Linked DNA regions of Homo sapiens: all the other regions are linked to region 2. A link is a contact called in ENCODE Hi-C or POLR2A ChIA-PET data. All regions are on one chromosome and are shown on one strand. The core of a region is the stretch at or near the end of the contact, and the rest is flanking DNA. Distances in the headings are between cores, read along the strand shown. Region 1 holds the start of ZNF485 (zinc finger protein 485). Region 2 holds the start of ZNF33B (zinc finger protein 33B). Region 3 holds the start of HNRNPF (heterogeneous nuclear ribonucleoprotein F).

Region 1 (4,412 bases), core at 948-3,447, 970 kb before region 2:
ATCCCCAAATGTCAGCGGTCCCTGCAAAACCAAACCCAATTCTGCTCATCCGGGAACCCCTGAGGGAGGCATCCCAAGAGAAGGAAGCAAGGTGGTCAAAGCCAGCTTCTGACAGTTCCAACAGTGCTCATGGAAACCAACAAGTAAAAGCTGAGGGCTCAGGGGATGTGCGACTCCTCCCTTGAGCAGGTTCTTCCTGCATGCCTGTCCTGCTCCCTCCTCCAGGCCTAGCCTCTGCTCACTCCACCCTTCATGTCACCTCATCAAAAAGGTCTTCTATTTCTCCACCCCATCCTCTGCCACTCAGTCTCGAAACCCATTTCACTTTTCTTCACAGGATTTCTCACCACCTGGCAGGAGAGGTTTGCACTGACTGTCAGCATCCTCTCTAATGTGAGCTCCAGGGGGACAGTGTGGGTCACTGCTGCCTCCCAGTCAAAAACACTGCCTGACACAGAAGTGTTCAAGCTTTATTCAATCAACAAATGAATAGAAACTTTGAAAAGACATGGAAAGTGATTAGCTTTATCCGAGAATTTACAGGGAGTATGATCTGACTCTGGGGCAGAATATTTTTAAAAAAGAAAAAAAAATTGCTTTTCATAAGAGTAACAACTTACTATGTACCAGCCACGGTGCTAAACCCTGAGATACATATCATCTCTCTAAATTTCTGCCGTAACTATATAAAGTAAAATCTATTTCGTAGCTAAAGACACAAAGGTTCAGAGAGTTGGAAGAACTTGCTCAAGGTCCCAGGGCTGGTTGAAGGCACAGTATAAAAGGAAGCCACAAAAAGTGGTAATGAAACTAGAACAAATTGGAATGGCTATGAAATACTAAAAGAAAAAATGAGTAAGCCTTAAAAAAATGAAAAGTGTGTTTCAAATGAAATTACTTGACTTAGAGCAGTAGAAATGTAGGTGATCTTTAATTTTTTTAATTTTATTTGTATAATAGACACTCAAATGTTTATCACTTCCTTTCAAAATACCAATTATTTAATCAGCTTCTCAAAATCCTTCAAAACCTAGTTTTCTCCAGGATAAAAGCAAACTCCAGTCTGGGATTCTAGACCATGAATGTTTCCAACTTTCTCAGACCAGTTTGTTCATGGTCCCGCCATAATGACTTCATTCAGGCAGCGCTTTCCCCTAGTATCCTCTGCAATTATGCAAATCTCATTTATTCTTCAGGAAGAACTAAGGCGCCCACTACTCCACCCCTCCCACCCTACCACACACTAAAGGTCAAGAGAGCACTGCTATCACCCTATGTCTTTATGGCCTACGTCTTTACATGCTAACGTGTATTTTTTTCATCGTCTGCCAGTTTGCAAAGCACTTTTCTGTTTCTAGCACTCTAGAAAACATGGGTAGCAATAATCTACTTGGTGAATGACTACGTAATGGGTAGACAGGACGGAAATCGCGGGACCCATCCAGGATTGGTTCGGGTAGCTTTGTCCACACACAGGGCAGGGCATTGTCCGGGCAAGAGGCATAAACCCCACCTCGCTGAAACACGTGGTTTCTCAAGAAATGGAAAAATCAAACTTGCCTGGATCTGGGCTCTTGGGGCCATCTGTCTCCTGAACTGTTCTCCCAGGCAAGGGCTGAGAATCCTGCGTAAGTCAATCTGGGAAAGAAGAGAGGAAATTGAGGAAGTCCCTCCGTGCCCTAGCCTAGCTAGAATCTGCCCTCTAGACCAGGTCCCCGCCCGCCCGTTCCCTCCACAGGTGGGCAGACAGGTCCAGGTGGGTACGCTCGGGAAGAAAGGAAAGGGAACGGCTGCTGGGATCCGGCCTGGACTGCAGCCAGCTCCACGCCAAACACTTTTGGCAGCACCGGGGGACGGCCTTGTCAGTGGCCCAATCTGTCGGCCGGGGCGCAAGGCTGGAGCGCTCTGTGATGCACCAGCCTCGAGCGGTCGCTCCACACGGCGCAGCCACTGCGGGTGGGCACTGCCCACCGCCGCCTTCCCCTCCCACCCCGGCTCGCCCCTCGACCCGCCCCTGGGAAAGGCGGGGAGCACCCGCCAGGGGCTCGAGGCTTCAGGGACCCAGCCTGACCCCGGCCGCTCACGAACCGAACCGAGCCGGCAGGGCTGCGGAGCTGCACGCCCAGAGAGTCAGCGACCACACCACGCCGTTCGGACAGTAACCACCAGCCAGGGGCTGGTGCAGCGCTCGCACCACGCGGAGACAGGCTGGACCGGAAGCGGAAGTGGCTGAGGCCGCGGAGGCCTCTGGGAAACGTAGTCTGGGCCGCTTGGGGTCTTAGGGGCTCCATCCGCAGAGCAGGTTGGCATCACCTGGGAATCTTTGAAAAGTGAAGGTGCGGGAAGTGGAGAGCGGCTGATCGCAGTCGGGAGGTGATACATTATGACTGACATGCAAAATCTGGTAAAAAATTGGACAGGGCAGTGGGCCGCCTGGAGGCAGTATCCCATACCTCTGACATGCACCGTGGATATGGAGATAGTCCTTCAAAAGCAGGAGCAGCTCCATATGCGCAGGCATTTGACTCGCTGCTTGCCTGCCCTGTGGCAGAGTACTTGAAGATCAGTAAAGAGATTGGGGAAGACGTGCAGAAAGATGTGGAGATGGTACACACAGTTTTGAAGTTGGAGTGAGCTCTCTTGGTTACAGCTTCTCAGTGTCAATAGCCGGCAGGTAATAAGCTTTCCGATCTGTTGGCACCTATCTCAGAGCAGATCAAAGAAGTGATAACCTTTTGGGAGAAGAACCGAGGCAGCAAGTTGTTTAATCAGCTGTCAGCTGTCAGTGAAAGTATCCAGGCCCTAGGCTGGGTGGCTATGGCTCCCAATCCTGGCCCTTATGTGAAAGAAATGAATCATGCTGCTGTGTTTTATACAAACTGAGTCCTTAAAGAGTACAAAGATGTGGATAAGAAGCATGTAGACTGAGTCAAAGCTTATTTAAGTATATGCACAGAGCTGCAGGCTTACATTAAGGAGTTCCATACCACCGGACTGCCTGGAGCAAAACGGGGCCTGTGACAAAAGAACTGAGTGGACTGCCATCTGGACCCTCTGCTGGATCAGCTACTCCTCCCCCACCACCAGGCCCCCCTCCTCCACTAGTCTCTGTCAGTTCAGGCTCAGATGAGTCCGCTTCCCTCTCAGCACTGTTTGCGCAGATTAATCAGGGGGAGAGCATCACACATGCCCTGAAACGTGTATCTGATGACATGAAGACTCACAAGAACCCTACCCTGAAGGCTCAGAGTGGTCCAGTACGCAGTGGCCCCAAGCCATTCTCTGCACCTAAACCCCAAACCAGCCACAAAGAAGGAGCCAGCTGTACTTGAACTGGAGGGCAAGAAGTGGAGAGTGGAAAATCAGGAAAATGTTTCCAATCTGGTGATTGATGACACAGAGCTGAAACAGGCGGCTTACATATACAAGTGTGTCAACACGATGTTGCAAATCAAGGGCAAAATTAACTCCATTACAGTAGATAATTGTAAGAAACTTGGTCTGGTATTCGATGATATGGTGGGCATTGTGGAGATAATCAACAGTAGGGATGTCAAAGTTCAGGTGATGAGTAAAGTGCCAACCATTTCCATCAACAAAACAGATGGCTGCCATGCTTACCTGAGCAAGAATTCCCTGGATTGTGAAATAGCCAGTGCCAAATCTTCTGAGATGAATGTCCTCATTCCTACAGAAGGCGGTGACTTTAATGAATTCCCAGTTCCTGAGCAGTTCAAGACCCTCTGGAATGGGCAGAAGTTTGTCGCCACAGTGACAGAAATTGCTGGATAAGCGAAGTGCCACTGGGTTCTTTGCCCTCCCTTCACACCATGGGATAAATCTGTATCAAGACGGTTCTTTTCTAGATTTCCTCTACCTTTCTGCTCTTAAAACTGCTTCTCTGCTCTGAAAAGCACAGCTACCTGCCTTCACTGAAATATACCTCAGATGTGCAGTGGGATAGCAGGTCAGTTGATCTTCTGCAGGAAGGTGCAGCTTTTCCAAATCAGCTCAACTGCCGACGAGGACTAATGATGCATTTTAGCTTTGAGCTTTGGGGGTTATTCTACCAACAAACAGTCCACTGGGAAGAAAACAGTCCCAGGAATTAACAGATCAGAACGTTCACACTGGTTAATCTTTTTCTGACAATGAGCATGAAGGTAGCAGAAGCTGGTGTGTTTCCAGATGGTTCTTCTAACCAAACTAATTTTTCACTATTGACAAGTGAGGCAAGGATTGCACTGGACCAAAGGCTGAGGCTTGGCCATCTAGCATTCCACGCAAAATTGTTTCCTATAAGCATTCCTTTTATTCACTATTCTATCCTGGGTCTGCCTCAACCATGAGATAGGAGAGTCTCCGGTACTAGCTGCTGTAGCAGTGCCCTTCATCCAGGGCAGTTAAAGGAG
Region 2 (4,909 bases), core at 1,026-3,525:
TCTTGTGATCATGACTGGCATAACCTGCACCCTTCTGCAGAAGTAAATTTCTCTTGCTGAGGAATTTTCTGCCTTTGTGCTGGTTTTCTCTGCGGCACCAGGCACTTGTTTCTAACAGCAAGAAAAACAGAAGTATTGGTACACAAAACAACACGGAAGGATCTCAATTGCATTGTGTTAAGTAAAAGATACCAGATTCAAAGACTGCATATTGTATGATTCCATTTATATAATATTCTAAAAAAGGCAAACATACAGGCCCAAAGACTAGATAGTGGCTGCAAGAGGCTAAGAGTGGTTAGAGAATCTGACTTTCAAAAGGTAGCATGGAGGAATTTTATTGACAGGTGAAATAATTTTGTATCTTGCTTGTGGTGGTGGTTACACAAATCTGTGCGTTTGTCAAAACTCATAAAATTATGCAACAAATAAAGTGAACTTTTCAGTATATAAAGCATAAATTTAAAAATGTAAATTTCAATATGTTTCACATATTTTTACTCAAATATTTGCATTTCCTTTTTTCTTTTTTTCTTTTTTGAGATGCAGTCTCACTCTGTCACCAGGCTGGAGTGTAGTAGTGCGATCTTGGCTCACTGCAACCTCCACCTCCCGGGTTCAAGCGATTCTCCTGCCTCAGCCTCCTGACTAGCTGGGACTACAGGTGCGCACCACCACGTCCAGCTAATTTTTGTATTTTTAGTACAGAAGGGGTTTCACCATTTTGGGCAGGATGTTCTCAATGTCTTGACCTCATGATCTGCCCGCCTCAGCCTCCCAAAATGCTGGGACTACAGGCGTGAGCTGCCATGCCCGGCCATATTTGCATTTCTTTCAATTCTCATAATGGACTTAAAAAGTTTTGCTGGAATGGAGCTGCTTATTTTTCTCTATTATAAAATGTAACTGATATTAAATTTATAGTTTCTGTCTTTGGTATCACATCCCTTTTTGGTTTTTTTTGAGACAAAGTCTCACTTTGTCACCCAGGCTGGAGTGCAGTGGTGCCATGATGGCTTACTGCAACCTGGGGCTCAAGTGATCGTCCAACCTCAGCCTCCTGAGTAGCTGGGATCACAGGCGCCTGCCTACATGCCCAGCTAATTGTTATTTTTAATTTTTTGTAGAGACAGGGGTCCCACTATAACGCCCAGGCTGGTCTTGGACTCTAAGGATCAAGTGGTCCTCCTGCCTCCACCTCCCAAACTGCTGGGATTACAGGTGTGGGCCACTGTGCCTGGCCCACATGTCAATTTTCAAAAATTTATACTCGTTTAAATGTTTCAATACTGTATACATGTGAATTTTATCACGTGTGATCTATATATATCTCTATATTCCAAATTGTTAGGAATGACATGCTCTTTGGAATACTCCATTCTTTCCCTCACTGTTTTGAAATGCTGTATTTACTACACATTAAAGAATACTCTCAATCATGGTGTCTTATTTCCATGGAGCAGGTGCCAAACTACTTTGAATAGAGCAATATTATATATATAGATAGATATAGATATTTCTCAGGCATTTTTTCAAGCTTTTTAAAACGTATAATGGCTGTTCATTTAGTTTTTTACTTACTCTGGATAAAGTTGACAATGCTTTTGTAAAGTACACAATACACTAAAGATCAAAGAGAAAAAATACATAAAAAAATTTGTTGATATTCTTTTAGGAATTTTGTCTTCCTAAGAAAGGTACAGATAGACTAAATGTATTTCCATTTAGTCAAGCAATTTTAATGTCACAGGGGAAATCATGTGACATTTATTTTCTTCTTTCGGATTATGTCTATTTTCTGACTTTTCAATTTCCGTTTATTGCGTTAACGATTTTGATGAAGTAGCTTTCCTGTGGCACCTCCCCCATCCCCCCCATCCCTGCTCTCAAAGAATCGCTGATAGTGTCAAAGTCTTTTAAACTGTATCAATAAGATCTACTTCCTAACATTTAAAGTGAAACTGACACACAGCTGTCCTTTCCTTGAGGCGTCTGTGTCTAACCTGCACACTTGCTGCACACAGACCTCCCCTGCAGTGCATCCCTTTGGGTCGCCCCGGGAGAGCCAGGGCTGCGGGCAGTTCCCACACCAACTCAGACCGCATCTGTCCACTGCCTAGCGGGGCACCTCTCTGCCAATCCCGAAGGGCTGCTCTCGCGTCCTCACGGGAAAGGTAGTTTCCAGGTTGGGCGCCAACAGCGCCAGGCTTTGAGCGTGGGCTCTGCGCATGCCTCATCCACTGGCTACCTCTGCGTTTCTGCGTTTCCGCCTTTCCTTTTGTTTGTCTCACGTTTTGCGTGGGAGGCGGTCCCGGGATTTCAGGGGTCTACCGGCTCTCTTATGGCGAATGCAACCCGAAGAGAGAGTGAGGTAAGCCTCCGCGGGTTGGGCAGGGACGGAGAGGGGGCCCCGCGCGACTCCAGGAGCAGGCAGCCGGGGGCCAGTGCCAGGTGGTGGCGAGGAGTCCCGGGGACCTCACGGAGAAGCCGGGGACGGCGGGGCTGCAGCATGTCTACCAGGACGCTACGCCAGTTCCTCTAAGGCGCAGCCTCTGTAGGGAGCGGGCTACGCCCTGTGCGTTGCCCTGTTTGTAGGGGCCGCGGAGGAGGGCATGTGCGCTTGCGCGGTCCGAGCGCTGAGCCTTGCGGGAGGGGCAGTTCTCTGGTTGAGCGTGTTTACGCCCATGTGCTAGGGCGCGGCCCTACCTGGGTAGGAAAGGGCGGGTGCAGTCGCCCGCCCGACATACGGACTCTGTTGCCCGTTCTGCGTTCATCCTCTTTAGGTTTCGAACTGCCCTCCAGTCATGTCCATCACCCCATCTTGTTATTTGCTGTTCCTCTGTCCTAACTTGATCTTGCACTCAGGAAGGATCTTCAAGAATTACATAATTTTGGCCTAGCGCGGTGGCTCTCTCCTGTAATCCTGCACTTTGGGAGGCCGAGGAGGGTGGATCACCTGAGGTCAGGAATTCGAGACCAGCCTGACCAACATGGCAAATCCCCGTCTCTACTAAAAATACTAAAAGTAGCCATGCGTGGTGGCCTATGACTGTAATCCCAGCTACTGAGGCAGAGAAATGCTTGAACCCGGGAGGCGGAGGTTGCAGGTAGCTGAGATTGCACCATTGCACTCCAGACTGGGCAACAAGAACGAAACTCCGTCTCAAAAACAAACAAACAAACAAAAAACCAGAATTACCTAATTTTGCCTCATTTGTTAGAAGAAAAAATAATTTTTTTGTTTTTTGTTTGTCAAGGTTACTGACTTGTTCAGGATCAAAGTTTGTTAGTAGGGAGAACTAAAAGTCACTTCTCCTGACCCCTAAGCCAGTACTACTTTTCTACACACATCAAAGCAAGTTTAAAACATCCTTTTGAGAAATAGCAACAAAGTTAGATGAAGAAATTAAAACGGATTTTTTCTTTGAAGCACTGACGCTTATGGTTTTCTGTGGACTAACTCATCAGAGGTTAAGTAACATTACTGGGAAAATCGATAGCCTAGTCCTATTCTTTACAATGGTTTTAGTGTTAATGTTTTTTCATTAAATGTATTGTTAACTTGTTTGGCCAATATTGTCATTATACATTTTTTGTGAAGACTGAGGGAGATTGAAATCCTTAGGAAGCAAATATTTACTTTCACCTGATGAAAAATCTTGTGCCCAAGAGCTACATGGTTATGTTGGAGTTGTATTAGGGTGTTCTTTCACCATTTCTACCCCCTATTCCGAAGTGTCAGAGGACATTGATATTCTCCCAGACGGAGCATTTTACCTAGTGGGTGTGTATGGCTTCTTAGGGCAGAAGAATCCGGGAGTTGCCAGGCAGGCCAAATCTTTCATGACCCCATTCCTCTTTTTCCAACTCAGCTGTATCTTCAGAGTTGTCTCCGTCTTTCCAAGAACAGAACAAAATGAACAAGGTAAGTTGTTTATTAATTCCCTACTTTATTTTGCGGTGGACTTTGTGAGATTTGTAAGAGTCAGTATGGTTTTTTTGTTTTGTTTTGTTTGTGACATGGAGTCTCGCTCTGTCGCCCAGGCTGGAGCGCAGTGTCTCCATCTCTGTTCACTGCAACCTTGCAACCTCTGCCTCCTGGGTTCAAGCAATTCACCTGCCTCAGCCTCCCGATTGGCTGGGACTACAGGCGCAGGCCGCCACGCCTGGCTAATTTTTTGCATTTTAATAGAGATGTGTTCACCGTGTTGCCCTGGCTGGTCGCAAACTCCTGAGCTCAGGCAATCCGCCCGCCTCGGCCTCCCAAAGTGTTGGGATTACAAGTGTGAGCCACCGTGCCTGGCCAAGAGTCAATATGTTAAGATGAGAAATTAGTAATAGATAAAAATTGAACTTCCCAGAAAATATAAAGTAACAGATCAATAGCAGGGCCAAGTTAGAGTCAATAAGTTGAGCTTCATGTGTTTCTTATGTTTCCAACAACCATGGCAGAAAGGAAGACACTGGATATGGATACAGACAAACTGACTCCTCTGAAGACACAAAGACTTCCTGGCAGATACCTTTTTTGGTTATAACATAGGGACCCATAGTGAATAACCTTCCAGTGTTAGCCCTGAAATGAGTGCAGCCTATTGAGTCAAACTGCTTTTTTAATTTTTATTTTATACAGGTTCCAATTTTCTTTTGGATGTACTGTTTGATCAGTAAGTTAAAATGTATTTTAATTTTAAATTTTTTATTTTTTTATTTTTTTGAGACAGAGTCTCGCTCTGTTGCCTGGCTGGAGTACAGTGGCACGATCTTGGCTCACTGAAACTTCTGCCTCCTGGGTTCAAGCAATTCTCTTGCCTCAGCCTCCCGAGTAGCTGGGACTACAGGCGTGCACCACCATACCTGGCTAATTTTTGTAGATTTAGTAGAGACGGGGTTTCACCATGTTGGCCAG
Region 3 (4,945 bases), core at 266-2,765, 770 kb before region 2:
ATCTGACACTATTTTGAGCACTCCTTTACTTTCTCTGGTGATTTAAAAAATAACGTTCAGCCAGATGCGTGGCTCAATCCAGTAATCCCAACACTCTGGGAGGCGTAGGTGGGCGGATGGCTTGAGTCCAGGAGTTCCCGACCAGCCCGGGCAACACAGCGAAACCTCGCCTCTACAAAAAATACAAAATTTAGCCGAGAGTGGTGGTGCTACTCAGGAGGTTGAGGCAGGAGGATCGCTTGAGCCCAGGAGGTCGAGGCTGCAGTGAGCCGTGATTGTACCACTGCACTCCCGCCTGAATGACAGGGCGATACTCAGTCTGGAAATAATAACAATAGTAACAATGTTCAGCTTAACCTGTGATGAGTGCCTTGACATCATCTCTTCATGAAGAAGATCCACCAAAATAAAATGGTTACAATTATTAGCCCTACAATACATCAAAAAAAAAAAGAAAAGAAAGAAAATCTGTCCCTGGCTTAGCCATTAGCCACCAAATCTGTGTGTTCAGGTGCTCTGTGACTGAAAATCTTGCCCTCGACCTGGGTCTGAGTTACATTCTGAGGTTTGGGGGCTTCTCACACCACGGAATTTATCACCTGAGCAACTTCAACCTGACAAATCCCTCCTAACGCCCTGCTCTGAGACCCCTTTAGGCGGTCTCCGGAGTACTCAGTGTACCTTTTTTTTTTTTTTTTCTTTGAGACGTAGTCTCGCTCTGTCGCTAGGCTGGAGTGCAGTGGCGCGATCTCGGCTCACGCAAGCTCCGCCTCCCGGGTTCAAGCGATTCCCCTGCCTCAGCCACCCGAGTGGCTGGGACTACAAGCGCGCGCCACCACGCCTGGCTAATTTTTTTGTATTTTAGTAGGGGTTTCACTATGTTGGCCAGGATGGTCTCGATTTCCCGACCGCCTGATCCGTCCGCCTCGGCCTCCCAAAGTGGTGGGATTACAGGCGTGAGCCACCGCGCCCGGCCTTCAGTGTACTACTTTCCTTATTTTATTTTTTGAGACAGCGCCTCGCTCTGTCGCCCAGGCTGGACGCAATGGAGCAGTCACGGATCACTGCAGCCTCGACCTCCCGGGCTCAAGCGATTCTCCCGCCTTAGCCTCCCAAATTACTGGGACCACAGGCTTGCGCCACCACGCCCTGCCATCGGCTCTCATTTCCTTTTCCCATCCTAGTCTTCCATCAGGCGTCCTTTCGGCGCACATTTCAGTGTCCTGCGGGGCTCACCAGTGTCCTTCCTCCAGGGCCTCAGGGGCAGTCAGAGGGATCTTTCCCGCCGCTCCACTCCCTCCTCCTCCTCCCCCTCCCCCTATCCCCTCCCCTCCCCTCCCTTCTCCTCTCCAGAAACGTCCTCGCTTGTCCGCCTCCACCGCCTCCCCCGCCAGCCGTGTCGGCTCTGCTCCGCGCCCAGCCGGCCAACCGGCGGCTCAGCTCTGGCGCGTCACAATGCGCCGTCGCGGCCCCGCCCCCGGACGCCGGACGCAGAAACTCCGCCCTGCCGCGGTCCTTGCGTCCTTCCGGCTCCGTCGTGGAAGCAGGACTGCGCCGCGTCTTCCTCAAGGTGGGGTTCGGGGGGCCACCGAATCGCTGTCACGCCGGCAGGTAGCAGGGGGTGGGGACGCGGGCTCCTTGGGCTTCTGTTTCCTGGTGTCCAGGGCAAAGGGCTGAGCCGGGCAGTAGGGCCTAGTCGGGGCCTGGCTCGCCGGGAGCAGGAGGGCTTCCGGCAAAGCCGCGTGCGCTCGACGGGCAGGCGCTGAGGATTGGGGCCGGCAGCGCGCCTGACCCCGCCCCTCGTAGGCTCCGCCCCGTGCTCGCAGGCGGGGGTTTCCATGGTGATGGTCAACAAGCCTCAACTGCCTCTGCTACAACTGCCAAGTTCCCCGCGTCCCACCCTCCTCTAGGTGCTCCAAGGGACCACCGGGGTGCCTGATATGAGAGCGGGAGTGTAGAGACTCGGAGGCCGAGGTGAGGGGCGGCCGAAGTCTCCGAGGTCGAAGGCCGCACACCCGGGACCTAGCGGGGACCGGGTCCCCCTGGGGGTGGGGACGGGGGGTGGGATTTGAGATTAGGGAGACTATCCGAAGTCCAGGGCCCCGTACCCGGACTACCTGGGGACTGGGCCTATTGGGGTGGGGATCGTTGGGCTGGGGCTGGGATTTGGGATCAGGGAAGAGCGATCTGAGTTTAAGCGCCGCAAACCTGGGACCGAGCGAGGACTGCACATAATGAGGGGCCGTGGCGCTGAGATTTGGGTGACGGGATTCGAGGTCGAGGGGCCCGTACGTGGGACCGGCAAGAACTGGACCCACTGGGATCGGGAGACGCAGCGTCGGAGGTCGAGAGCCGCACGCCCAGACAGTGGTCCCACGCGGTGAGCACCGCGGGCTGAGATTTTGGAGTCAGGAAAGCGCGGGGAAGGCACGGACGGCCGGGTGCGTTAGTCCGGCCCCCTGGCGGGGAGCTGGCGACTGCCGGAGGGCTCTGAAAGTGAGAACAGGCCTGGCGCAGTGGGAGGCCCAGCCGGGAGGATCTCTTGAGCCCAGGAGTTCCCGACAAGCCTGGGCAACATAGACTGTCTCTACTGAAAAGTAAAGAAAAAAAAATTAGCCACGTGTGGTGGCGCGCGCCTGTTGTCCCAGCTACTCGGGAGGCTGAGGCGGGAGGGTCGCTTGCTCTGAGGTCGAGGCTGCAGTGACAGTGATTGTGCCACTGCATTCCAGCCGGGCGACGGAAATGAGACCTTGTCTCAAAAGAAGTAATAATAGTAATAATACCTGAGTAAAATGAAAGCCGCGCGCTCACGTGGCTGCAGGCGCCTGAGAGTTGCACAAGACTTCCTTGTGGGGAGTTGGCTCCGCCCTCCTCCCACGCCCGGTTCCCGTAGCCTTAGCTCTCGGCCCCGGGCCCTTTTTCCTCCTCGGCTGCGCCGCGTGTCCTCGGAGCGCGGTCCCTGTATTGGTCTCCTGCTCCTAGAGGTATCGTGTTTGTATTTGGGGTGAAAATCTGACTCGTGCGCGCTCTTCAGCTTAGTCGTCCTTTTTTTTTTCCTTTTGTTTGTTTGTATTAAGTATTTTCGTCGATTCCGCCCTGCTCGTAGGAAACTTGTGGACGGGGCCCGGCTCCTGCTGCGCCGGCTGCCCGGCTCCCCCAACCGCAGAGTCGTGGACCAGGGTTTTGAGGAGCAAGGCACCCGACTCGCCCTCCCCCCAAGGCCGCCCCGGGCGCGGGAACCCCTCCCCCTAGGCGCCTGGGACCCCCGCTCGGCTCCGCGTGTGTCCCGGCGGAGGGTGGAAGGAGAGCCGAGCTCGGCCATTGCCCGCGGGCGGCCCGGGGACGAGCTGACGCGCCTCTTTAGTTCTCGAAACTGCTCGCGGGCGCTGGGGGCTCGGGCCGGCCATCTGCGTGGCGGGACGCGAGGCGCGCGCTGGCGGCTGCGCGCGAAGGGCAACGGGCGGCGGCGGCGGCTTCCCGGAACCGCGCGGGGCGGGCCCTGCGCCGGGGTCAGGGCCACAGCCTCAGGCGGCAGGGAGTTCTGAAAGCGTAGTTTTCAGTCGTTCCGTCCCAAAAGTCATCTTAATTCTTCCAAAAATACACGCATATAATTCTTTCTACTTAGTTATATTTTTAAAAGTTAAATACGTGGTTGTCTCTGAATTCCTAGTAAGATGAAAATTTCTTGGGTTCTCCAGGTAGGTGAAAGATACCTTAAGTGCTATTCCTGCAAAGTGACTCGTTGCTCTCACAGAATTTATAAACTATAAAATAAGACATTACTACTTTAATGAATATTAAGAGAGAGATTGCTTTATTCCTAAGCAAGAAGATCTTTTCCCTTGTAGGTATTACATTCCGGTGTGCATTCTGTAGATTAGAGTCATTATCGGCCGGGCGAGGTGGCTCACGCCTGTAATCCCAGCATTTAGGGAGGCCGAGGTGTGGGAGGATCGCTTGGGCCCCAGAGACCTACCCCGTCTCTATAAAAAAATATGTATTATTTTTTGAGACAGGGTCTCACTTTGTTGCCCAGGCTGGAGTGCAATGGTGTGATCTCGGCTCGCTGCCGAGATCCTCCTGTGCTCAACGGATCCTCCCACCTCAGCCGCCGAGTATCTGGGACCACGGGCACTCTCCAGCACGCCCGGCAAATTTTTGTATTTTTTGTAGAGATGGGGTCTCCTTATGTTGCCCAGATTGATTTTCAAACTTTTGTGCTCAAGCGATTCTCACGCCTCTGCCTCCCAAAGTGCTGGGATTACAGGCGTGAGCCATCGTGCCCGGCCACTTTTTTGTAAACTGCCAAGTTTTCTGTTAAGGGTAGCGTTATAAAGCTTTATTCAGGTAAAAAATGGAATTTATTTAAGGGAAAAGACTGAGTAAATAGAAAGTTACTTCTCCCACGTGGCCAGAACCTTGGAAAGCCTGGAGGCAAATGAGAGCCCGGTGGGGGTAGATGCCTGCAGGGGCTGCAGAAATGTGACAGGCCCTTTCCTTGGAGGTGACTTCTCTAATTCCCTCTCCCCCACTGAGCTCTGGTTCTCTGCTCTTCGGGAGAACCACATTAGTTGACTCTTACTAGGTCCTAGAAGTTTTACTCCATTTTCTAATTACATGCTCAGGACTACTCCAGAAGGGCTTGCTATTAGCCCCATGTTTCAGATGAGAAAATGGAGGTTGGGAGAAGTCATGTGTCCAGGGACACAATTGGGACTTGGGACCCAGTCCCAACTGGGTCCCAAGTTGGACCGGGACACCCCTCCCCTGCCAGGGCCCTTGCCCTGTCTTAGTTGCCCTGAGCTACGGTTCTTGTGGAGGGCAACAGGGTGGGCAGAGGGAGAACTGAGCTCAGCCAAGACCGCCCTGGCTTATTTTACAGCAAATCCCAGACCAATAAGGTCTTTATTAATAAATAAATCCGCAGTATTTCTAAGAACTTTTA

The links. Hi-C counts contacts between places; a loop is a spot of excess contacts on that map. ChIA-PET counts read pairs that join two places held with the same protein, here RNA polymerase II (POLR2A). Pooled maps may share reads with other maps.
Region 1: a loop to region 2 is called in a map of CD8-positive, alpha-beta T cell, with 17 times the contacts of the local background. The contact joins the promoter of ZNF485 here to the promoter of ZNF33B in region 2. A Hi-C loop is called at or near these places in 2 of 168 maps with a recorded cell type or tissue (CD8-positive, alpha-beta T cell and naive thymus-derived CD4-positive, alpha-beta T cell), 10 of 37 single-sample maps with no recorded cell type and 12 of 50 pooled maps.
Region 3: a map of B cell shows a loop between it and region 2 (12-fold over the local background). The contact joins the promoter of HNRNPF here to the promoter of ZNF33B in region 2. A Hi-C loop is called at or near these places in 7 of 168 maps with a recorded cell type or tissue (B cell, CD4-positive, alpha-beta memory T cell, CD8-positive, alpha-beta T cell and 3 more), 15 of 37 single-sample maps with no recorded cell type and 19 of 50 pooled maps. POLR2A ChIA-PET finds 5 or more read pairs at or near these places in 3 of 52 experiments (MCF 10A, T-cell and activated B cell).

What each region holds. Positions count from the first base shown.
Region 1 is chr10:43,604,223-43,608,634 of GRCh38, reverse strand. ZNF485 (zinc finger protein 485) reads right to left here and starts at 2,197. Exons shown (of 5, transcript NM_145312.4): 1 at 2,089-2,197; 2 at 1,561-1,638; 3 at 1-21. The coding sequence starts at 1,584. It also overlaps the pseudogene CAP1P2. RefSeq lists a silencer at 1,882-2,161 and an enhancer at 2,442-2,491.
Region 2 is chr10:42,635,936-42,640,844 of GRCh38, reverse strand. ZNF33B (zinc finger protein 33B) reads left to right here and starts at 2,275. Exons shown (of 5, transcript NM_006955.3): 1 at 2,275-2,371; 2 at 3,873-3,925. The coding sequence starts at 3,917. It overlaps LOC105378268 (a long non-coding RNA gene), which reads right to left and starts at 2,540. Exons shown (of 2, transcript XR_945898.3): 1 at 2,292-2,540. RefSeq lists a silencer at 2,356-2,525 and enhancers at 2,716-2,985, 2,645-3,513.
Region 3 is chr10:43,405,756-43,410,700 of GRCh38, reverse strand. It overlaps HNRNPF (heterogeneous nuclear ribonucleoprotein F), which reads left to right and starts at 1,515. Exons shown (of 4, transcript NM_001098204.2): 1 at 1,515-1,570. RefSeq lists silencers at 1,096-1,325, 1,776-1,895, 3,176-3,545 and enhancers at 1,616-1,675, 2,406-2,745, 2,185-2,788, 2,756-2,805, 2,946-3,005.